Regions from separate parts of the Homo sapiens genome. Here all the other regions are linked to region 3. Evidence: chromatin loops called from intact Hi-C (ENCODE). Cell type or tissue: psoas muscle. All regions are shown on one strand. Links, peaks and the distances in the headings refer to the core of each region. The heading gives the core; the rest is flanking DNA. Region 1 has its middle 210 kb from the start of KCNQ5. Region 2 overlaps KCNQ5 (potassium voltage-gated channel subfamily Q member 5). Region 3 overlaps KCNQ5 (potassium voltage-gated channel subfamily Q member 5).

The links. Peaks named below come from ENCODE experiments on the same cell type or tissue, not always from the same donor. Only the 100,000 strongest peaks of a DNase experiment are listed, where the experiment ranks them.
Region 1: it touches region 3 in a loop (9-fold over the local background); 73 of 110 quality-filtered maps call a loop at or near these places.
Region 2: it touches region 3 in a loop (4-fold over the local background); 3 of 110 quality-filtered maps call a loop at or near these places.

Annotation. Positions count from the first base shown.
Region 1 is chr6:72,409,164-72,417,277 of GRCh38, reverse strand. No RefSeq gene overlaps it. Among named protein-coding and RNA genes, the nearest start is that of KCNQ5, 210 kb to the left of the region's middle. In psoas muscle, for the core only: a CTCF peak has its summit at 4,905 (motif pointing left); a DNase peak (open chromatin) is centred at 4,907.
Region 2 is chr6:72,861,845-72,869,958 of GRCh38, reverse strand. The region is part of intron 1 of KCNQ5 (potassium voltage-gated channel subfamily Q member 5); the gene reads right to left. Among named protein-coding and RNA genes, the nearest start is that of MIR4282, 100 kb to the left of the region's middle. In psoas muscle, for the core only: no CTCF peak of the experiment used is centred there; a DNase peak (open chromatin) is centred at 4,338; H3K27ac peaks cover 4,914 bases.
Region 3 is chr6:73,126,217-73,134,330 of GRCh38, reverse strand. It overlaps KCNQ5 (potassium voltage-gated channel subfamily Q member 5), which reads right to left. Exons shown (of 14, transcript NM_019842.4): 10 at 690-910. Among named protein-coding and RNA genes, the nearest start is that of KCNQ5-AS1, 13 kb to the left of the region's middle. In psoas muscle, for the core only: a CTCF peak has its summit at 4,225 (motif pointing right); a DNase peak (open chromatin) is centred at 4,250; H3K4me3 peaks cover 691 bases; H3K27ac peaks cover 584 bases.

The sequences.
Region 1 (8,114 bases), core at 2,132-7,131, 720 kb after region 3:
CAATTAAAATGAACACTGACGCAGCATCCACAAGACCATGGTCTTATGACAGCCGAAAAACACAGTAACTGGAGAACTGTTACTGCCACAAATGCCTGTTAAACAATAAGGTCCGGGAAAGCTGATCTGAAGAGGACAGAGAGCCTTGGCAGCAAATACTACAAATTGGCAATCAGGAGGCTCCCACCCTTCAGAGAACCTGCTGATTGGCTCTAACTGTGGTCTCCAGCAACTGGTGGTTGTGAAGTAACTACAACATATGCCTCCTGGGCTGTCAAATGACTTGAGGATAGCTTCTCCAGGCCATAGAGAGTCTTCTACCTATAAAGACATGTCAGCATATTTACAGAATTAGAAAAGCCACCAAGAAATAGAAAGTGCAGACCTCATCCTTAAAATGTTGTTATTTAATCATGAGTTTAATGGAAAGAATACACATTTCTCTCCTCTCTTTATCCCTGACGAGCTAGTGGCCATGGGCAGCGGAGGGGTGGGGAGAGTGTGGCTAGGTAAGGAGACCCAAAGGCATCCCAACCTGTCTTAAAAAGGGAAGAAAAACTGAAATGTTTTTGTGAATTTTAGTTGACAAGCAGAGAGTAAGAACCTCTGTATGGTTCTTTGTAGTTTTCAAACTATCCTTCACTTTTACTACCTTCTTTAACAGTTGTGGCAATGACGTCAAATGACTTATGCAAACCTCACAATGGATTGTTGGCAGGTTGTGATGAGAATGTCAACTGACCAGACAGAATCCTTTCTTCTCTTGGGTAACATCTTCCCAGCTTCTTTAACCTTTTAAAGGAGGTGGTTTTGCAATGATATTCAAATTATGCTTAAATTTGGGCAGCTCCTTAGGCTTTTAAGTGAAACACTTTATATAATGAAAATAACACCTATAATGAGCATGATAGTATTGATAGTAAAGATGATGGTGATAATTCATTAGGCATTATGTGTTGGGAGCTGTACTATGCACATTTGCAAATATTGTTTTAAAATTCTTACAATTTTTCCTTCTAAGAAAATAATATTAACTTGCCTCAACTTGGAGATGAGGGATCTGAAGAACAAAGTATTTTCATTCCTTGCAAAAGGCTACAAAGCTAGTAATTTCTGGAGCTTGGATTTGACCCCCAGCATACCTTTTCTCTGTTATTGTGCTGTTAACATTATGCACACATCTTAGGTCCCAGCTGAATCCCATCCAACCTGTTATCTTACCTTATGCCTTTTCACCAAGGACAGTTCTATCATTGCAAGGGGCTTGTGTCCTTCAACTCTGGGGAACACCATATGCAGGGCTCTACATGATTCATTAGAAGGCTCTGAGATAGCCTGGCATGATGGCTAAGAACACTGCTTTGCAATCAGATAGACCTGGATGCAAATACTGGCTCCTTAACTGACTAGTTGTGATACCTGCAAAGTCACTTACTTAACCTTTCTGGGATACACTGTCTTTTCCTGTAAGTGTGGGCAATGCTACGTACCTTACAGCTTTAGCAGGAATACGAAAGTTAGATGCAATAACTATGTAAACTACTGGCGATTAGTATGTCTTTCATATAATGATTGTGTTGTTTCTGCTTCATTGAGGTTTTCTGAAAAAGTCATTGTTGTGTCTGCTCAACCTTCACTCAGCCTACACTAAGGGCAGGCAATTCACTCAAATAATTATTGAGGACCTGCTATGTTAGATACTGTGCCAGGCACTTGTAATAGAGCAATAAACATAATCTTTGACTTTAAGCAAATTACTTGACTGGTAAAAGGAGTAGATCCCTCTCCACCCCCCGACAAATTGTAGTAGAATGTGATAATAAAGACTTGAATATTGTACTATGGGAACACAGAGGAATAGCTGATGTTACCTGGGAGGCAGTCAAGAAAAGTTCACAGATGCGCAGTGAGCAAGATCAACAAATGCCACATACAAATCCTGTCCCCCCTCTAAGAAAAGATGGCAAGACAGCATTTCTCTGCTGTCCTTAATCAGTGGTGTGCCAACATACGGCAAGGATGTGATCTGAGGCTGACCTAGTCATTACATTCCCAGGTTTGCCTAAAAGAGGATGATAAAACTCCTGTGCCCAGCTAAGGCAATGGCTCCCCATAGAGCACATAAGTTTGAGCTGGAGATTTCTAAGTCCTATTTATTGCTCCTGAGAAGGCTACTTCTTCATTGCTAAGAGTTTCTATCCAAATGAACTCTGTTGGAGAAGATGGATGTGATTCCTTCTAGTAGCCATTATTTACTTTTGCTCTGGTCACTGAAAATACGTATTTCTTATATAAAATGCTGCTCTCAGCTCCACCAATCAACCAAGAACCCAGACAGTCTCAATCTCTTCTGTAGCAGTTTCCTTGGCAACCAGGACCCAGCCAGGGAGCTCGCCAACCCACAGTGGGACCAAGTGAAACCCTGCAGCACTGTCAGGCACTCTCTGCTTTTAAATAGTAAGCGACCACACAAATGCCAACCCAGCTGCCATCATTCTCTATTTGTAAAGCACCTTCCATCTGGGCACCTCAAAGCGGAATGCTTTCACAACAGGGGTCTTACCTGATTGAGATGAATGTTATCATTATTCACATTGTTCCTATAAGGAATCAGGGGTGAGAAAAATCAAAGGATTCTCCAATGGGCTCTTTTGTCTTTCTTATCTTTTAATATTTTCCCTTTCCTTTTTTTTTTTTTAAACCAATGTTTCTGGCACGCCCTTGCAGTTACTTTTTCAGTTGTCTTGGAAAATGCCACATTAAAAGGCCAGAGTCAAGATCACAGTACTTACTCTTCCTCAATCAGGGCAGCCCCATTGATCTTTCATAGTCATAAAAGGTGAACCCAACTGATGTCTAAGTCAGGCACTGCTCCTGAGGTTCATAATCTGGTTTGCTGGGGAAGGAGGGTGGATTGTCAGCAAAGGAGGACCACATACTGGGTAAAAGTGCCTTCTTTCTCTCCCTGTGCCAACCACTGCTCACACCTGATGCTTCCTATGGAGCTAATTATGAGAAAAATATTTAGGACTCCCATTTTAGTGAATAAAACTTACCAAACGAGATTATTTAGAGCAGGGCTTCTCAAACTTTAGTATCTCTATGAATCACTCGGGGATTTTGTTAAACAGCAGAGTCTGATTCAGTCAGTTCGGGGCGGGACCTGAGGGTCTGTATTTCCGACAAGCTCCCAGCTGTTGCTGGTGCTACTGGTCAGAGGACTGGACTTTGAGTCGCACGGGATCAGGTTCAGTGTTTGTTGTTTACACATACTCACACACGCCTGTATGTGCTGCAGAAGTGGACGAGAAAGAAAAGCACACCTTTCATTCTTAGAGGGTTTTATATATTTAAAAACACTTTGATAGACATTTCTCTTAGGCAAGCAGGGTAGGTAGCATTATCACAGTTTTTTCTGCCCAATGGTATATAGTTATATAATCTCATTAACTATGAGGTTATAGATCCAATTGCTCATACCTGTTCACCACAAAAGACTAATTGAATTAGAATATGTTTGTATTATAGTATTTTTGTTAATATTATGGTATTTGTACACAAATTAGAGTGTCGTTATTAGATTGTTATTAATCACACACATTTTGAAATGCTGTAAATCCTAGTGGGTTCAAGTTACTAGGGAGTTATTTCACAGATTCCACAGAGGGGTTCAAAGAGACATCTCTGGGGAGAGAGGGTGCCTTTGCCAATGATGCATCTCTAGAAGCTCCCACATTCATAGTCAGGTGAACTTTGCTGCTTTGTCCTGATGTTTACTGGCTTTTCTCCACATTGATTGAAATTCCATAATCATGGTGAGAATAATTAGAGTGGTGTCAAGGAATCTCCTACCTCCCACCTGTAGTGGGTTGAATGATGACCCCCATCCCAAAATAAAAGTCCACTCAGAACATCTGAATGTGATCTTATTTGGAAGAAAGGTCACTGCAGATATAATTAAGGTAAGGATATTGAGATGAGAAGGCCTTGACTTAGGGTGGGCCCCAAGTCCAATGACAAACGTCCTTATAAGAGATCAAAAAAGAAGAGAGGGGGCACCTGGAGGCCATGTGAGGATGGAGGTAGAGACTGCAGTTCTACTGCCACAAGTCAAGGAGTGCCAGTAGGCTCCAGGAGCTGGGAGTGGGCAGGAAGCATTCTTCCCTGAGGCCTTTGGAGGGAGTGTGGGTCTGCTGTCACCTTGATTTCAGATTTCTGGCCTCCAGAACGGTAAAATAAGTTCTTGTTTTAAAAAGAAGTTCTTGTCGTTTTAAGCCACAAGCTTTGGGTACTTTGTTGTGGCAGCCCCCGGAAAGAGTGCGCAGCCCCTTACGCACCTTCCAGTGGTGGCTCATGGTCCAGCCTTGAGAAGTTCTCTCCCTGCTGCTCATGCCTCCTCTCTGCCCCCCTGTCCCGGGTACTTGGCCTTGGCGTGGCCTGTCCACACATGGCTGTGCTTGAGCATGGTGGCATTGGTCCCAGGGACAGGGCAACTTTATTCCATAAGTGGAAACGACAGAGATTCTCTGACCACACACACCTGGGGACTGGAAATGAACCTATAATCTCAAGGGAGGTGAGTCAAAACTCAGAATTCATTCACCAAAACAAAACCTCTTGATTGATTCTTGGTGGAGATAAAGATGAAAAAGATTTGAGTATGCATATAATTATAAAATACTTATACTGTATTCTCAAGCAGATATTTTTACACCATATAAAAGGCAGTTGCCCCACAAGATTAGTCCTTAACCTTAAGGTTTAGTCAGTCCTAGTTAAATTTTCCCTACTGAAGGCTAGCGCATCAGCATTGACTCTCAAAAGATCCCTCTGCATTCAGCGTCTTCTCGGACCTGCACGAAGCACTGCTGCCATCTTGTGGCTGAGATGCGCCACTACACCCGCTTATTTTATGAGGTTCTAGCTCTCACCAACAGAGGGCAGGGTTGAGGCCCCTGCCTGCAGACAAACCCTTGTTCATAATTTTGAGCCAAATGCTAGTGTGGCAGAGTGAGATTTCTTTTTAAACTAAATTTTGAGAAGAACCAGGTAATACAACTGCTATTTGCCTGTTAATAAAGCAGGGGAAATTCACAAATATTTCACAGCCTCCTAGGAGGTGAGAACATGCCACTAGATACACTATTTTGAATTTCCTATTTTCCTACTTCCTATCCATCTGATGCCCTAATGGCAGCTAACAGGGAGGAGTCCAGCGTGGGAAGGTGAGGAGGGTTGGGATTGCAGGAGGCCAGGTGATACCCTGACACTGGGCTTCCTGTTACCTTTGGAACTGAGAGGCAATCCAACCCTAAAGTGGTAGAACTTTGTTTAACTCTCCAACAACTAGGGTTCTGATAGCCTGATTTCCTAGGAAAGAGGATTTATGTAGCTCAGAGTTATATTTGGTTTGTGGTTGCTATTAGAGTAAAAGAATCAGGCCTGGTGTGGTGCCTCACACCTGTAATCGCAGCCCTTTGGGAGGGCAAGGCAGGAAGACTGCTTGAGGCCAGGAGTTTGAGACCAGGCTGGCCCACATAGTCCGACCCCCATCTCTAAAAAAAACTTAAAAACTAGCCATGTGTGGTGGTGCATGCCTTTTGTTCCGGCTACCGAGGAGGCTGAGGCTGAGCCTAGAAGTTTGGGGCTTCAGTAAGCCATGATTGTACCACTGCATTCTAGCTTGGGTGACGGAGCGAGATATTGTCTCAAAAAAAAAAAAAAAAAAAAAAAAAGAGAGAGAGAGGGAGAGAATCTATCTTTCTTAGTCTCCATCTATCTTTTCACAAAAGTGAAATTTGCCTGACTGACCCGCATCAACATCCCCCTTCACCTACCCCCAATAAAATCGTCAAACAGAGCAAAGCTCAGAGCAAGAGTGAAGGTTCTGGGGCCTTCCCATTTGTCCTGCCTCCTTCCTCTTCCATCATTGTCTAAAGAAAGGCTCAAAGAATGTTTCTTAATTCTTTATAATTGGAAAGCTTTCATCAAGAGTGTTTTAAAGAAAAAGAAGTGCATTTCTGGAGCATTACTCTAGGGTCACCAACTTATCAATTTTAATCGATGAATCAGAGATCTAGACTGAAAAATCATGAGTGTTTTTGCTGGTTTTACTTAGTAGATAGAAAGGCCAGTGGAAAGTGTGGCCCGTCACAAGGCTCTGCTTTCCAGGCCTGGGCATTCAATCTTTCTGTGCAAACTGAGCTCCTCCAACCCCTGCATCACTTGGAGGTGGGACCGGCTTCATAGGCCTGGGTCCTGGGCAGTCACACCAGCCCTCGCACTCAGGAGGCCTGCTCTTGGCTTCACGCTCTGCTGTTGCTATCTTGAAAATCTTAAGAATTTTTTAACATGCGGGCTCAGATTTTTATTTTGTACTAGACCTCGTAAATGACATAATAGGTCCTGCCTGGGAGTGTGTTAGAGATGCATTATCTGAGGCCTCATCTTGGACTTCTAAAATTGAATGTGTATTTTAACAGGATCCCAAGGTAAATGGTTGCAACTTTAAAATTTGAGCACTGATCTTAGCTGCCTATGAAGTTGTGGTGGCAGAACGCAGATGAGTGAGCAGGGGGTGAGTCCTTGGCAGAGAATGCAGGGGAAGATCTGCCTTCTCCTCTTCAGAATGGAAGAATCAAAAAGCAGAGAGCCTGGGGGTGGGGGGCACTTGGGAGATGATGAAATTCAGGGAGAGAGAGGAGAGTAAGTGGAAATTGTTTTACAGTACAGGAACCAGCTCTCATAAACCATTTCCTTTATAACTTGGTGACCTGTCATAAATTTTTGAAAAACTTAGTTCTAACATTGGAGCACAAAAGTGAAATTGAACCATGACTGACCACTGTTTCTCTGGCTTTAGGATATAGCCTGACCATTGTTGAGCTATTGCTCTACTATGGAATGAGACAGGATTCCCCATTGATCCAAGTTGCCCTTTATCCCTCCACTGTTTCTAGACATTTTCCCCTCTGTTACCCTTCTAGCTCTCAAATCTCCAACCCTTCCAAACTCAACATGCACACTTTGCTTTATGTCATCGGGGGGTTACACATTTACAAAAGAACATCTTGGAAAATACTTTTACTTCAGCCTGTAGCTGCTTTCAGAAGGATAAGAAAACCCCAAGGAAAAGGGGACTCCAATAGTTTAACTGCCAGAAATACAGGTGGTGGATTTATAAAGTCAAAATTAATTTGTAATTTTAAAATTTACTGTTGCTATGATTTAGAAAAAAAACCTTCAAATAGGAGTGTTTTTTTTTTTAATTTGTGTGTCATAGAGCACTTCATATTGGTTACTTGCAATTTTATTGAGCCCAATTATTATACTTCCAGTGTAGAAGTCTCCACCTTAGTGTACATGGTTGAGAAATCAAACAATATATTTGATATAATACCGTGTTAGGTCATTCTTGCATTCCTATAAAGAAATACCTGAGACTGGGTAATTTATAAAGAAAAGACACTTAATTGGCTCACGGTTCGGCAGACTGTACAGGCAGCATGGTGCAGGCATCTGCTTGCTTCTTGGGAGGACTCAGGGAGCTTTTACTCATGGTGGGAGGCAAAGTGGGAGCTGGTACTTCGTATGGGGAAAACAGGAGCAAGGGCAGGGGGAGGTGCCCCACACTTTTAAAGGACCAGATCTCCTGAGAACTCACTCTTTGTGGTGGGGACGTCACTAAGCCAGGAGGGATCCATCCCCATGACCCAAGCAGCTCCCTGCAGGCCCCACCTCCTACACTGGGGATTACATCTCAACATGAGATTTGGAGGGGACATCCAAACTATGTCAGATGGTGAAATTAGACCAAAGAAAAGCAGAAGCCACACAAAACAAAAGTGTTGTTTTTAGAATACAAGCTAGCATGAAAGAAAATCCTGGCTAGGGGCAACAAAATCATAGACTTTATTTTGATTCTCAACTGAAGAAATAGCTATGGATCCCTTTAGCATTATAACTAGCTGTTTTGGGAGTTGGAGGTGAAACTTTGGGATTTATGAAAAGGAGATTGAGTTTTTGTAGACTGAACAGCAGTGATCCAGAACAATGTGGAGTCCTCAGTTTCTGTGTTGTGCATTCATTCTACCATCTTGTGTTTGTGTACAGTC
Region 2 (8,114 bases), core at 1,249-6,248, 260 kb after region 3:
TGCCTTAAAGAGCAAACCATTATATTTTTAACTTCTTTAAATACCAAGTTCTTTGCACAAAAATTATCCAAATTCTCTTTGACCCTCATCGCACCCTGGCTTTGTGGGCTGCCCTGAAGTTGTGGTGCACCCCATGTCCAGCTTTGACCCGACACTGGGCCTCGCTCCCCCTGTGGGGAATATCCTGAAGGAAGGCATAGGAGTGAAAACATCCCTTAGGCACATTACTCGAAAACACCACCCCCATTTTTTTTTGTCATTAAAAAGTACTTCTTTAACAAAGCAAAAGTTTCATCCTTTTCAATGTAAAAACATTTTTACATCTTGACGTGACTGAATATCAAAAAGGCTGTGTCAAAATGTTCTGTCTTTACAAAGGCGATGCTTGTCAAAGATGAGCGAGGAAGCCTACAGGGGAAAAGACACTCATGTATTTAACCAAAGTAAATGAGAAAATGGAAAAACTAAAGTTCAAAAAAGTCCATCTATTACTACAGAATCAGAATATGTAAGGGTTAGAACATACCTAAAGGACCATTTTGTCTAAATGCTAACCTAATATTTTCATTTTCCAAATCGCCTGGTTTCCTGCTCTCAAGTAAGTCAATGACCCTCGCCTGTAGTGTCCATCGGCCCCAAGCTCAGATCCCCACATGTCCGGGATAGAAGGAATTCCGGTTTGACAACTGGGGAGACAGCCTCATCACAAATCCTGCACTATAGGTAAGCACTAATTCTTATTGGGTGTTTTTCTCTTATCAGAGACTAAGTCTTGACCAGAAAGTGGCTCTTGACATTGTTTCTTTCTTTTTAATTTTTAAAAATTATTATGGGCACATATAATATGTGTATATATTTGTGGGGTACAGGTGATGTTTTGATACAGGCATACAATGTGTAATAATCAAATCAGGGTAATTGGGTATCCATTATCTCAAGCATTTATCATTTCTTTGTGTTAGGAACATTACAGTCCCACTCTTTTATAATAGTTATCTTTAAGTTTACAGTAAATTATTGTTCTGTTGTGCTGTGAAATACTAGACCTTATTCATTCTATCTCTATATTTTTGTACCCATTAACCATCCCCACTTTATCCCCAGTCCCTCAACCTTGTTTCTTGTACTTGAATCCCTATTTTCATTACCTTCCTTAGGAAGTGGGGGCTGCCTCACCTTCCGCAGATCTCCTCAGAACACCATCTCGTTATGGGAGCTCAGCTACCATGTAGACTGCCATCCATTTAGCTCTGTTCATAGAGCTTACTGGTTGCTCTCTTTCCCATGATTGTGCTCTACCTGACTGTCACCTTTGCCTGGTTCTTGATGCCAGCTGCAACTGCAGAGTCACCGGTTGCCAATCATAACACTCACTGAATGCAATATGGCAGTCTCCTGAATTCATTTCCTTCCATTGCAGCTAGGTCCACTCTTTGAACAACCACTGCCAGTGCCAGAATTGAGGCTCAGGTCTGGGCCACTCCCAGACTCCCTCTGGTTAATAGGCCTGTGTGTATCATGATTAGAATGAAATTTCTATTAAGTCGTCATCCAATTTCTTGGGGCTTAGAGACCCAAAAGGCCACTAGTTTTTGAGGAAGCTGATTTTATCTCATGAAAAGAAATGACTAATTAGAAATGTTTTAATTCTGTGAACATGAAATCAGAGTCTACATAACACACACAGTGCTTTTGGGCACATTACAAAAAGGCATCTCTTCTAAACAGATCAATTTTTTTAAAAGAAACTCTGCATACCACAGCCTAATCCAAGCCACAGTGCTTGGCCATAGGAGCATGGCAAAATTTCAGCCCACATTTACCTCCTTGTCTGGAAGTCCTGGTGGAGGACTCCCATGAAGTTACATGCAGTCCATGTAACTCTATGTGACTGACGGATTGGCCCTGGTCTGTTCCTTGGAATCTCAAATAACAGGTCTAAATTGCTTTTCCACCACAAGACTCTCCAATTATTATTATTATTATTAGTAGTAGTAGTAGTAGTAGTATTAGTATTATTAGTATTATTTTTAGAGTCTCACTCTTGCCCAGCCTGGAGTGCAGTGGCTGATCATACCTCTCTGAAGTCTTGTGTGTTGAGGCTCAAGCAATCCTCCTGCCTCGACCTTCCCAGTAGCTAGGACCACAGGCATGTCCCACTGTACTTGGTTAATTTTTTTTTTTTAAGAGAAGGGGTTTTGCCATGTTGCTCAGGCTGGTCTTTAACTCCTGTCCTCAAGTGACCCTCCCACCTCAGCCTCCCAAAGTGTTGGGATTACAGGCATGAGCCACCATACTCAGCCAGAATCTCCAGTTATTTGGAAACAGCTGCTCTATTACCTCTGCAATTTCTTTTCTTTGGGTTAAACATCTTGAGTTCCTTCAACTATACCTCTTTGTGAAGTTTTAAAAATCCCTTCTCCTTCTTGTTGGCTCTGTTTGGAATATGCTTCCATTTATCTGTATTTTTCTTCAAGTATGCCCTAAACACACACAGCACTAATGCAGGTTGGTTTCACCAATGTGGATTTATAATTCTCCTTGTTCTACAACATTCTGTGTTTCTTTTAAGGCACCTTAAGACCAAAGAAAGTTGTTAACAGGCTGGCAAGAGAGACTCTGAGCTTCAGGTATCAAGTATTCTAACTTAAATAATTCTCAAATTAAACAAAACCAAAGTATTTTCTTACAATTACTTTTTTAAAGAGGAGTATAAAGAAAACTGTGAGAAACTCTGAGAAAGCAAAAGCTAAGCAAATTTTTTGTGATATATTTAGTTAGATTACAATTCAGTAACTTATTTCCTTCCATAGAGCAAATGCTGATTCCCATACATAATTTCAAACTATCTTCCTTCAATTCTATGTATACACATATACTTATCACTGAACTATTAAACTAATAGGTGAGCCTCTCAAATATCCAATATATGCCTATATCAGTTGTGGCAGTGACAGAGCTTAATCAATTAAATTCATAAGGGCTTGACAGAAAAAAAAATTAAATACATTTTGCCAGCAAATAATTTGAGCTCATGCAGATAAAGGGGAGGTGGTTAAAATTAAGAAGTTCATGTAGTTTTCCAAATTAAAGGAGATATTCTAATTACATCTTTAATGGTGTTGAGAATGTTAATGACGGAGGTTATGAGGTTCAAGGTCCTTAGGCAATATGGTTAGATTAGGTCACAGTCTAAATTCTGAAACTGTTTTCATGCTTTTAAATTAACTAATTGTTGATGTGGATGTATAGCAGGGACTGAAATGAACTAAAGGGTTTGACTTAAGTGTGGTTTGGAGACAGATCTATGTGTCTAACTATAAACGCACAACTGTATCATCTCTTTTAGCTTGTTTGGATAAGCCTAAGATTCTTATAAAGGAGGATAAAGATGGAGATGGCTGGGCCAGATGCAGTCGCTCATGTCTGTAATCACAGTACTTTGGGAGGTGGAGGTGAGTGGATTGCTTGAGTTTAGGAGTTTGAGACCAGCCTGGGCAACATTGTGAAACCCCCATCTCTACTAAATACAAAAAATTAGCCAGGCATGGTGGTGTGCATCTGTAGTCCCAACTACTTAGGAAGCTGAGGTCAGAGGATCACCTGAGCCTGGGAGGTTGAGGCTGCAGTGGGCCGAGATCACACCGCTGCACTTCAGCCTGGGCAACCAGAGTGAGACCGTTTCAAAAAAAAAAAAAAAAAAAAAGGGAGATGGCGGAGGAAACTAGAATAAGCATGATGGGGAAATTCTGAGGGGACATAATAAAGTTGCAAACATGAAGACTCCAGAATCAGACAAACATGATTTCAACCTTGCCTCTGCTATTTTATATTATGTGACCTCTGGGCAAGTTATCTATTTTACTTTTACTTAAGTCTTAGTATTCCTGTTTAAAAAATGGGTTTAATAACAGCTATTTTGAAAGTACTGTGGGGTTAATTGAGATTACATAATGTAAAGCTCTCAAGATATAGTATATGTTCAATAAAATGTTTGTCTGTCTACCAGGCAAGTTGACACAGGCAGTATGGTTCCAGGAAGTGCTTATAAGGTTTAGATCTTTAATGGAGAATCCTTCTCTGCAGAAAAGCGCTGCTCCACAATAAAGATTCTGAGGACTTAAAAGCACTCTATAATCAGAGACTTAAATGGCTGCTACACACTGATAAAATGACTTGGATTCCTCCTGGATGAGGGGTACACATGAGTAGAAGACATTATTAGTAATCTTCAGTTGTCAGTTGTAAAGTATGCAGTCAGGAACTAAGCAAATGATATGCCCTAATTTCAACACACTGTTGGCTTTGGAATTAGGGCCAAGTTTTCGTGACATGTCTCCAGCTGGCGTCTCAGTGGTGCTGGTTTTCTGGATGGCAAAACATCCTGTTCAGGATCCCTTATGATCAAAAGAGCTCATCCTAGGGATTAGCCTGTCAAAGAGATAATGCACTGAATCTTACAGAGAGAAGAATGGTGACAGGACCATTATATGACCTGAGATAGGTTCGATATTCTGTAGTGAATCCACTAATTCTGCTTAGTTCCTTTAATTATGCTGGATAAAGGAGATTATATCTATGAGGTACTTGGTTTATGAATTTTCTGTATTTTGGCCCAGACTGCCTTTCAATATACATTTTCATGAGGACTTTTAGATATATCCACACTTGAATGAAATAGAGTCTATACGCAGAACATCAACAAGGAGAGTGATAATGCAAGAGTGTGGAAAGAACTTGAGATGCAGACCTGGAGGATTTTGGATTGAGGTCCTGATTTCCACATACAATTTCTAAGTATCATGGTAAAGTCACTTCACTCCTTTAGACTTCAAGTTCCTCATTTTCCAAGTGAGGATTATGATATCTAACTCCAAAGATGCAGTAAGGATTAAATGAAGAAATGTAACTGATGTAATGTAGGCCTTACAGGTAGAAGGTTCTCAACAAGTGTTTCCTGGATGAAAGACATGAACTATATTTAAAGCAATGTACAAATATTGACTCAGATGTGAAGAGCTCTGTAATTCTTACAATGCTAGTTTTCCCATATCCTTGAAATACATGTCAGTTTTTCTGACTGAAAGTAGCAAATGTTTAAACAAAAACAATCAAAACTAAAATTTTATTATTCAAAATTCACAAAAGTAAACAAATGAGAAAGAAGTCTAGTTAAACTTTCAAATTATGTGGAGTTTTTTTTTTAAGTTTGTAGCACTTATATTTCTAAATTAGTCAAGCCTAAAATTGTGCTAAGACTTTTAGGACCCTGTGTGTGTGTGTATGAAATTAAATTATGTAGTGATGTTATTATTGAGAGAAACTAGCATCTCCAAATAATTCTGCATGGCTTCATAAAATCAAATTCACTCAAGCTTTGGCTACTGCTAACATTTTAATATTTAATAAAAATATCAGAGTGTTTTGCCAATAACCAGGCTAATTCCACAGTGGGGGAAAATGAGATAAAGAAAAAACAAGTGGCTTAACTAAGGCCATGTACTGACCCAGATTTTCTCAGTGAACAAACATTGCTTCTGGGCAAAGAGTTTGCCGTTTTGGAACTGGCATTAAGTTAGGAAGGCTGCTAGGACAGTACTTAGTAATTTAGTTTTTGTAAACTCCTTGGCTTTGTGTCTTGAGTAGTACTAATGGCCCATTATTACTTTAATGATAATAAAAAGAAAAGTGGAAGGGTAGAGAGTCAGGTAGCATTGGAGGTAGTGTTCATGGGATATAGGCATGGCTGGCATGCATGCTGCATTTCAGGTAGGTGTAGAGTACAAGGGAAAGGGCATAGGAATAAAAAGCATAAGTAAAAGTAAAGCATATAAAAAATTGATACCTTAAGATACAAGAATTTATGACATGGGCAGCAGGGTACAGACTCAGACAGTTTCAATATTTGGTTATTGAGCTACTTGCCGCGGGGAGGCTGCAATCCCTCTGCAATGCCAATAAGAAGGGGATGTATATGGACTGAGGTACAAACTGCCTCTGCCATGGAGCCATTATTCCCCTGGTAGGGGAAAGGGGTGGTCAAAAGAAAATTCATACTTTTATTGTTTACTTCCAGTACACAAGACTTACAATTATTTGTGTAACATAAATTTAAATAATTGATGTTTTCAGCTGTAATTTTTGGATTACATTTCAAACAGTTCAAAATACATTTATTTTTTCTGATAAATAAAACACCCTTACACAACTTTTAAAAAAATTCTAAAAAATATCTGCTACAGAAATACCTATATCTGAAGGAAATTAATGCCTTACTTTATTGTCCAGGTAGAAACTGACCAATCTTGTTTGGGTCTACCTACTCCCCATTACCTATCATGAGCTATTTTTAAAAACTAGTTTTTATTATGTTTCAGAATGATTAGCTGACTTTCTTTGCAGTTTAGGGAAATTTTCCTTTCCCTAAGCCCTTTAGAGTCCTTTCAATAAAATGCACTGTGTGTAATGGCAAAAAATATTTCATGCAATCTTATGCAAAAACAGGAATCTGAAAATGGAAATCTTAGGAATGAGTTATTAAGAAAAGACATTTGGATCAAAGAAAAACGTATTTCTAAAGTGAGTGTGATTTATGGTGTTAGGATGGGACATCTTGCCTTCTGAGAAACAGACTTGCTTGACCCAGTTTGTGTTCAGCTATCTGGTAACTTGTTAAAAAGGATTAACATGTAAGGGTCTGGAAAAACTCTAGTCTCTAAGTGGCTATTTAGTATGGGCAGGAAAAGGCTGTTTTTTTCCTAGAAGCCTGGGGCCATACTTTTCCTATGTTCCCATCTAACACATTTAAGGCACACCTGTTGCTGAGAAATGCATCCTCTACACTTTACAGGGTACGTTTATACACACAGTAGCAACTGAGTCATTTAGTCTGCCATAAGCTGCTTCCAGTTTTTAGCCTATTTTCTCTGGAAAATAATACAATTTCTCTTTTTTGGCAACATTCCTATGAATAACAGTGCAAGGAGAAAAACAAACAATTATAAATTTTTAGATATTTAAAAGACATTGGTGGCCCGGTGCAGTGGTTTGTACCTATAATTCCTGCACTTTGGGATGATGAGGCAGAAGGATTGCTTGAGTCCAGGAGTTCAAGATGAATCTGGGCAACACAGTGAGACTTCATCTGTACAAAAAATTAAAAACTTAGCCAGGCATGGTGCTGAGTGCCTGTAGTCCCAGTTATTCGGGAGGGTGAGGTGGGAGGATTGCTTGAGCTCAGGAGGTTGAGGCTGCAATGAGCCAATATTGCACCACTGGACTCCAGCCTAGGTGACAGAGCGAGACCCTGTCTCAAAAATAAATAAATAAATAAAAAAGTAGGAAGACATTGGCTAGGTTTTTTCCCCTAGCCTAATGGACTCACTGGACAAAACTTGATTATAAGGGTGGTAGAATACTAGAATGAGCTTATGACATATTCTGTTAATTAGAAAAAATCTTTTGAAAGCAACTTACTGAGGGATTTAAAAAGTACTAAAAAAAGAGACAGCAGGAAAGCAGTGGCTTTGGAACACTACGGGAATCATAATGAGGAAGCAAGTTATTTGCTAGTGCCCCTCCCTCTTCAGCTCTTAGTGTATCTTTGGCAGATTGAAAACACTTAGTCAACTTCCTTTTTAAATACAGTAGACATGACATTTATGGCCTCCTCACTTACTCCTCCTTAGAGAATTTCCCCTCTCACTTTCCAAGAAGCAGTTCTATGGGCCCATGACAGGACCCTCCCCAGTTAGCCCAGCTACAGCTGACTGGATCCAGGTGACAACCAGCTTGTGCTAGACAGACAGGTCCCTCTCCAAGGAATTTGGAATTGGGGCAGAAGGACAGGAGTCAGTTAACTTGCCTGTGGGAGTTTGGTTTGAAAGTTCACATAGAGTCTGAGCCAGACTTAGCACCACTGCCAGCCAGAACCACATGTACTAAAGATTTAGTAGGGCCGGGAAGTCATGAGTAGGCTGAGAAAACTGGCAGAGGGCAGGAAAAAGGAGCAGACACAGTGAGAAGGGTAGAAAGAAAAAGCTAGAGACCTCAGGAGAGATGACTTACTCTAGTTGGTTTAAAGGAGTTTTTATACTTGACAGCTGGGGGTGGAT
Region 3 (8,114 bases), core at 2,255-7,254:
ATCTTAAATGAAAAATAAAATATTTTATTTTATAAACATGAAAATTATGTGGCACTCAATAAAATGTGTTGGCAAGTGAATGTCTGCTACATAATATGATAAATAAAATAGGTTAATTCCTCTTGGGAGAAGAACTTGAATTTTACTTATCATTGGAAGACTTCGAAATAACTTTCAACAGGAACCTCTCTAAGGAAGATAAGCAGTGGTCTCTGATTTGCTGGTAGATGGAGTGTGTGAGAGAGGGAAAGAGCACCTTCATTGTTGACCAGAAATGATCATCCTCCTTACTGTGTTTCAAGATATTCACAGAGCAAGCACCTGGTTGTCCCTGGGTCTTGGACCTTTGCTGGTCAGACGTCACAAATACATCAGAATGACAGTCCCATTGATCTTAATGTGGCCCTTGTCTGAGAAATAAATTTGTAGATACAAGTGAAGAATTAACAACATTTTGTCAGCTTCTTTGGAATGTAAATTTAGCTGCCAAAGTGGTTTCCAAAAGTAAACTTATGTTCTGTACATTTGCCCAAGGCAATGAATAAACTTCCAATAAAACAAACAAACAATTCTTTCTCTGGGGTTGTTTTCTTCTTTCTTCAAGTGGCACTATGGAGAATTAATTACTTCATAATCTCACTCACTATAGCCTATCCAATTAAAAATGGTTATGGAAAAACAGGGCTTACCATCTATCACTGGTTTTGGCTGAGAACTTTTGAGGCGCAGCGAGGGCCGGAAGCGGGTTCGGTCGTTGAAGCTCCAGCTCTTCTGCACTTTGGTGGGACTGCCCTCGGCTGTGATGTCGGTGCTTGGGGACCTCCTGTCACCTACTGAGGCTTGTCGGCTCTTAATACTCTGGCCCCTGGGGCTAGCCATGCGCACTCGCTCCTTAAAACTTAGCTTCTGACTGTGGAGAACAGAGGCATGATTATTCCATTTCAAGCAATTTCTTCCACTTTGCTTGGGTAAGTAATTTGATGAAGCTCATGTGGTCATATATTTCAATAGACAAGATGTTTTCAGCACGTAGGAGCATAGCAATTATTTTTCCCTTATTTAAAATTTGAGCTTTATCTAATCTCTATATTTGCATTCGAGATCAATCTCATTCTACAGGTACATACATCCTTCTTGGATTCATTGTAGAAAAGACTGAGGTCATACAGCATTTTGTACACAATTACACTGTAGATAACTAAGAACTGTTTTGGAATTCACTTGAAAAACAGTTGGGTAATTTTAGCTTTAACCTCAACTTTTGAGATTTAAAAAATTATTTTTTGTTTGGGAGCATATCTCTTTGTAATTTCTAGACATTTCTACAGGTAAACAGGGATGACAGTTACATATATACCTACATTTGGCATGCATTTTATATTCCAGGCAAGATTATGTTATCCATAAATTCATGCAATCTCATAGCAGTTGGTAGCACCACATACATAATATTAAACACACAACACTTAACATTAGATTTCTTTTATGCTTACATTCATTCTTGTGAGATGAAAACCACACAAGATAGAACAGCCCCAACAGATAATGAATGTGATGACTGATGAAGAGAATGAGATGTTATGTTCACTAACACAATTTCCTGCTAGTAAACAGGTTATTGATTTGCTGTGGCAGCTACTGGTAAATTATATTTGTTCAGGCATTCAGTTCTCTGATGCCGGCTAAGATCAAATTGTTGTGGGCTGATAAAAGAAGCATTAACAACAATCATAAAATCCAAAGTGCATCTTCACACTTTCCTAATCAAGAGATATGCTATGATGTGCTAGGAAGGGCAGGTTGGGATCAGACACACGGGGGCTAGGGTTCTCATCTCTAACTTGGAGATAAACATAGCAACACAGCTAAGGGATTCTTGTGGGAATCAAATGAACTGTAAGAAGCTTTGTGTACCCATTCTGTTTTTTTTTCTTGTTTCCTTTATAGTGAAATTATGCCATTCATTAGAAGGTGATACTGTCATCAATGTGAGAGGCCCAGGACTCTGCAGGGCCTGAAGAAATCCTGGGCAATGAGTCTGAGGGAAGTCTCTCAGAGCAGCTACTCTGAGAGAGTAAAGCCGCAGCCTTTGTGGGGTATGAAAGCAGCGTTCTCATGGATAAGGCTTATTTGAGACGAAGTGGAGGCCTTGTTTTGTCCACTTACCGCAATGTCCACTGTCCCCAACTGCAGCATGCCAACAGCAAATGTGTTTAGTGGATATGTGCTTTGTAGCTAACAAGAAACAGTAACATTTATTTTTCCATGCCTAGTTGCTTAACAAACGATATTCTAAAAGGGCACCACGTTTTATGTGTGTTTACATGAAAACAAATCAAATCATGAACTGGTGGTCAGGGAGTTCTGGAAACAATAAACAAGTTGACCATGCAACTGACAGCTCCCCTCTGAAATGCAGACACAGCTAAGTCCAGCATGACTCGCTGAAGGCACATGCAAAGAACAGGCGGGGCAGTTTGGTGATGAGGTCAGGTGGGTTCAAGAGTTCTTTACAACAATCCCAACAGTGGAAGAGTTTATCTGTGCTTGACACATGTGTGATTAAATGATAGATTACATTAAACAAGAGCAACAATAACATCATAAACCTGCATCTTTTAATTCTCAGGCTAGGTTTTCCATGTCATCCCAAAGCCTTCAATTATTTAAACAAATCTGTCAAAGGGATGGTGCCCAAAAATATCTACTTTTCTCAAGCTTTTTTTTTTTTTAAATTGTAAAAGTTTCAAATCTCTTTTTAGTTTCAACACATCTGTTCCATAATTTAAATTTACAATGATCTAGTTCAGGAAGCATATGCTCACTTCTGCACCTTTATTCAGATTAATGAATAGCTCAAGTTGACATAGATATCATTACAATTGGTCCTCACTATATTTGATTTTATCTATTACCTTTTCTGGAACTAACAGATGCTAATTACTATAAAAGGTTGGTTTTAGTTAATATCAAATTATTTTCTCCAACTTTCAAGATATATCTCTTTTCTATGTCAACTAAATACATAAGAAATGGATAAACCATCATAAAAACACTTAATATGAAAAATTAAAAAAATTCAATTACTAAAAAAGTAAAAACATCCAAAATGAAAGTATTAGCATTCAATCCACCATAGTTTGTTTATAATAAAAGTATTTTAAAAATCATACCTATAAAAATATTTTTAAAAATTGCCTCTATGAACCATTTTGACATTACCTTATGAATAAATTGGAAAATGTGAATAATATTCTCTAAATCTTAGTATCATTTAAAGCACTTAAAGTTGACAAAAATAAATTCTAAGTAACATTTCCCTTTTGTCCTTCTCAACTACATGGATATTTGCTAATGTCTATTATTTTAAAGATTCCCAAGAATTATTTTAAAATAAACTCGGCATATTACATGTTAAATTAGAAAAAATGTAATGTTTTCACTTTCTCTTTTGACATAATTATATGAAAGTTAAGAATAAGATTCTAATCAAGAACTTTTTAACCAGGCAAAATTTTCTTTTCCAAGGCAAAGATCTGTTCTTGTGTCCTCTTACAAAAAGCTCACTTTATTATTTTTCTACTTTGTTTCCCTTTGAAAATCAACACAGCGTCTTGATTAGATGACTATTAAGCTGATCAGGTGACTGTTACTGAAAACACACATTGAATTGATTAAAAATATAGACTCTTCACTGAAACACTGAAGTCTTCATTATTTTCCTGCCTTTTTTTTGGTGACATCTACGAATATGATTTTTGAAGATTTATGTAACAGTATTTTTAGGAAGAATGCCAAGGATTATCCCCAAGAGACCAACAAGGAGGTCTTGCTTTGCAGAAAGTAAAAAAAAAATTGCTGTGGTCATTGATCGGAGCATCTCTCTTAGGGTACAGTCCCACAGTTACAGCTGAGGACCATGCTCAGCAGAGCCTGCACTGTCACCCTGCAAGAGAGAATTCTCTCATCTCTAGGAACCAGATGTACAGGTTATTCAAATGGCCTAGCATGCAGTCTACTACCGGCTGTTCTCTGCCAGGCAACTGTGTGGCATCATCATAACCCCACAGTAATCCTCTGGGACTTAGAATGCTGTAGTTATTGTTATACTTAATTAGGGTTTTAGCCCTTCATGGGATAAGCATTCTACAAATTCTCGCCTCAGGCACAATATGGCAACTGAGCCATAACAATCCAGTGCGTGCAGCAGCTCAGCAGTTGTCCAACCACAAGGAGGCGCCAAAGGGCTGACTGCCAGTTCTACGCGGGACGCCGACTATTTGTCCCAGCGGTGGAGAGTATCAAAGCAGGCAACAGGCAACAAGGAAAATTTCAAGCGGGTTGAAAACCTCATTCAAGAAGTCCCTAGAAAGAGTGAGTCTCTGAACAGGGCTCAGGTGGGGTGGCGGTGTAACCTGGTCATGCACCTGAGGTTAGTTGGCATTCTCAAATCTCATGTCAATAGCCCGGATGCTGGGTACCTCTGCTTCCGTGAGGTGTACATTCTGAAGAGCTTCTGCTTATTACTACAGAACTTACTAGGAGTGAGGGAAATAGAGCAGCACATTACTAAGCATTTCACGAATAGGAAAGTGCTCAGGGATTCTTTTATAAAAACAAAGCCATTTGGCTTTATTGTTTTTAATATAGAAGTACACAGACTATTTAAGCAGAGAGTACTATGTTGTTTAATTGTGCTGCTTGAAAGATATCCAGTGATCTTAACGGCTAGGTTGAAAAATTGGATTTGAACTAGGCATTACATACAAATGATGATAGTCTCTGTGTTAGCATGTAAGAATAAATACTTTAGAATATAGCTACCCCTGTAATAAATATCAATAACACATAGTATAAATGATTAATAACGTACTTTAGAACTTCAAAGAATAACTACAGAAATCAATAAATTCATGACATTAATTGTTGAAATTTGAAAACGTAAGTTCTTGGTTTGTGTGAAACATCTGCATTTATAGTTGATATAGGTAACCAATTGTCAGAATATATGTTCAACAAAACAGAAGAAAAGATTCTAGATTGCTGGTTTGTAAGAAACGAAAGAAAAGTACGTTTCTTATTTTAAGTCCTATGATGTGTTGTTAGAAGACTAAATCCGTTTCCTCTATCAATAAATGTGAACAGAAGGAGAGACCATTTTGGAAAGATTGTTTTTGAAACAATGGAACATTTTGCCAATAAGGACACAAGTTGACTATGTTGGAAAAAAACCAAAATCTAGTCTTATTGAGTTTAGTTTAACAACACATGCAGATCATTCATTGCACACAGAAGAAAGAAAATTGAAATAACAGAAAATAAATGCAGAAAAAATATAAGAGCACACAGTCTTCCACCAGGGTTCTAGAGTTCTCTCCAAGAGCCACACACAGCTTCAGAACTCCCCCTTCCCCCAAAAGCCAACCACACAGGAGTGGTTCAGAAAAAGCACTCGGTGGCTCACAGCACAAGAGTGTAATGTAATATAAAAATATCATTTTTGCCTTAACGTTTAAGACATGCATCTTTACAACAGTCTCACAGGTACCTGGTAAAGCAACTTTAGTCTACTCAGAAATCTGAAAGGGTTCTAGCAAAGCTTTTAAAATTGCCATTAAGGAAGCTTAAGTATCAAGCAGGCATATAGCCAACCATTGTTGATTAAGAAGACAGAGTAACTAGAGGCAGCAAGATGTATAGATAATCTCAAAACCTCAGATAATATAATCTGTTTTTGTAGCAATAAAACTTAGGTAGATAGAAGGAAAAGCCTTCTTGTATCAATGTGATGACTGACTACTATTTGATAATCTGGTCAAGGAGGAAGGGAGAACCACATAAAACCTCAAGGTGAGAATATTGGCTTATTCTGGACAGATGGATTCACAGGTAAATTCAGTTCTCTGAAAATGACAATTTATATCAAAACAGAAAAAAACTTGTCCCATTTTAAAAATGACTTTTCCAACTAATTTTTTAATAGAATGAAATCAATAAACACATTTACCACCACATATATGAGATTAGTACTGTTTTAGTGGGAATTCAGAGGAAAAGAAATGAGTGATTAAATGATGCTAAAGAAGTATTTTATGATTGGAGTAGAGGAAAAAACAGCAGGCTCAGTTGAGACTAACAGTAATTTGTACCTGAATGTACCAAAAAGAACTGATGAAACAGTATTTTCACTATTGCTCAGTTGAGCTATATTTAAAAAGCTCTTCTTCAGATTAATGGCTTGTATTTTATTTTATTTTTTATTTTTTGAGATGGAGTCTTGCTCTGTCATCCAGGCTGGAGTGCAGTGGTGTGATCTCAGCTCACTGCAACCTCTGCTTCCCAGGTTCAAGTGATTCTCCTGCCTCAGCTTCCCAGGTAGCTGGGACTACAGGCATGCAGCACCACGCCCAACTAATTTTTGTATTTTTAAAATAGAGGGGGTTTCACAATATGTTGGCCAGGCTGGTCTCGAACTCCTGACCTCAGGTGATCCACTCTCTTTGGCCTCCCAAAGTGCTGGGATTATAGGCATGAGGCACTGCACTTGGCCATTGTATTTTTAAAGAAAAGTTTTGGATCTGTCATAAATAATGTGACATTTTTCCTTAGCCCAAGACATCGTAGGCAAATTTTGTTTAAACATACCCTAGCCTCAGTGTAGAAAGACAAAATCCCTTTTTAACAAGAACATTCCAAAGCCGGGAATGTAGTTAACTAAGGGTTCTATAAATGTGTTCGACATCTTAATCAATGTTGCAGAAAGAAAAGCCTCTCTGTGTATGACCCACTCTACAGTCATGGCTCCGTCCTTTGGTGAGAGTGCCAGGCACCCAGAGGCGGATGTTGGCTGCTGTGTTGAGTTCATCTACACTTGGGTTTCTCTCAGTTTGTAACACAAAGAAAAACCATGAAGAAGGACTTAGGAGATTCCAAGCTCTGGGCTAAAAGGTGAAAATGTTGGCTCCTGCTTGGGCTGAAGCTTGTCTCCTCTGCCTTTCTGACTCACCATCAATAACTCAGTGGTCCCAAAGGCAGTAAATTACTCTGCAGTTGGGTGGTGTTAATTAGTTCCTTTGAAATGGGGTCAAGCATTAATTAACAATACTCTGGACCCAGATCTACTCTTCTGTAAGGAAGAACTCTCATTATAAATGCATTTTACTTTGTGATATTTTGCTTGGGTAAGGACAACTTTGTTACTTTCTAAGATGGTACTGTTGCTATTGTTATTACAATAGCCTTTCTGCATTCATTATGCAGGATTATAAATTCTGTGTATGGAGCACAACAAGGTGAAAGCTTACATAATATTAAATGGGAGCTTCAGCTTACTTTCCTTAGATTATTGCAATGTTTTTAATTTTTTATTTCTCTTTTTATATTTCTCCTCTCTTCCCATTTTTTGTTGGTGTTTTATCTCTTCCCACAAACTACTTGAGGTCAGGGCCATTTTATTACTCTATCCAAGAATTATTTATTGAGCACATTCTGTAATAGCTTTACCCAGGGTGATGTGACAGCTAGTTGGAAGATAGGACACCTAAGTGTATGAAATATAAGATATTAAATAATGAATCTAGGCTAAGTAATAGTGCAGGACTTATTTCAAGGTGGTTTTTGCCAAATGTTCAATGACCACAGAGAAGCAAGAAATTTCCATGTGTGATTCTCTAAGTCATCAACCCACTTCAGTGGTTTTGTACATATTTAAACCTATGGGTGAGTTATCTTTGACAACCTCAGTCTGCTGCATGCAGAGAGGTAAATGTCGTAGATATATGCGAACATCATAAATGTGGAAAATTTGGTTGGTAGTTTTTTTGAATAGTGATAACTGAATAGGAAGCTTGTTTTTGGACTAGTGAGCAGAAGCTCAACAGTGACACTTTAATTTTGTCTTTGTTTTCTGCTGTGCTAACATTTAAAAACAGTACAATATCATTGTGCCAGCCCAAGGTGACCCCTCCTTCAGGATTGCCATAGAGTTTACACTTATTCAAGCACCTCCATGTCATTTACAAACTTCTCTTTTAGGTGTTAACAGCTCCGTTTTGGAGGATGAATCTAAGATGGGTGATCGCACTCTCAGGTAGCTCTGGAATTTGTGCCAAAGA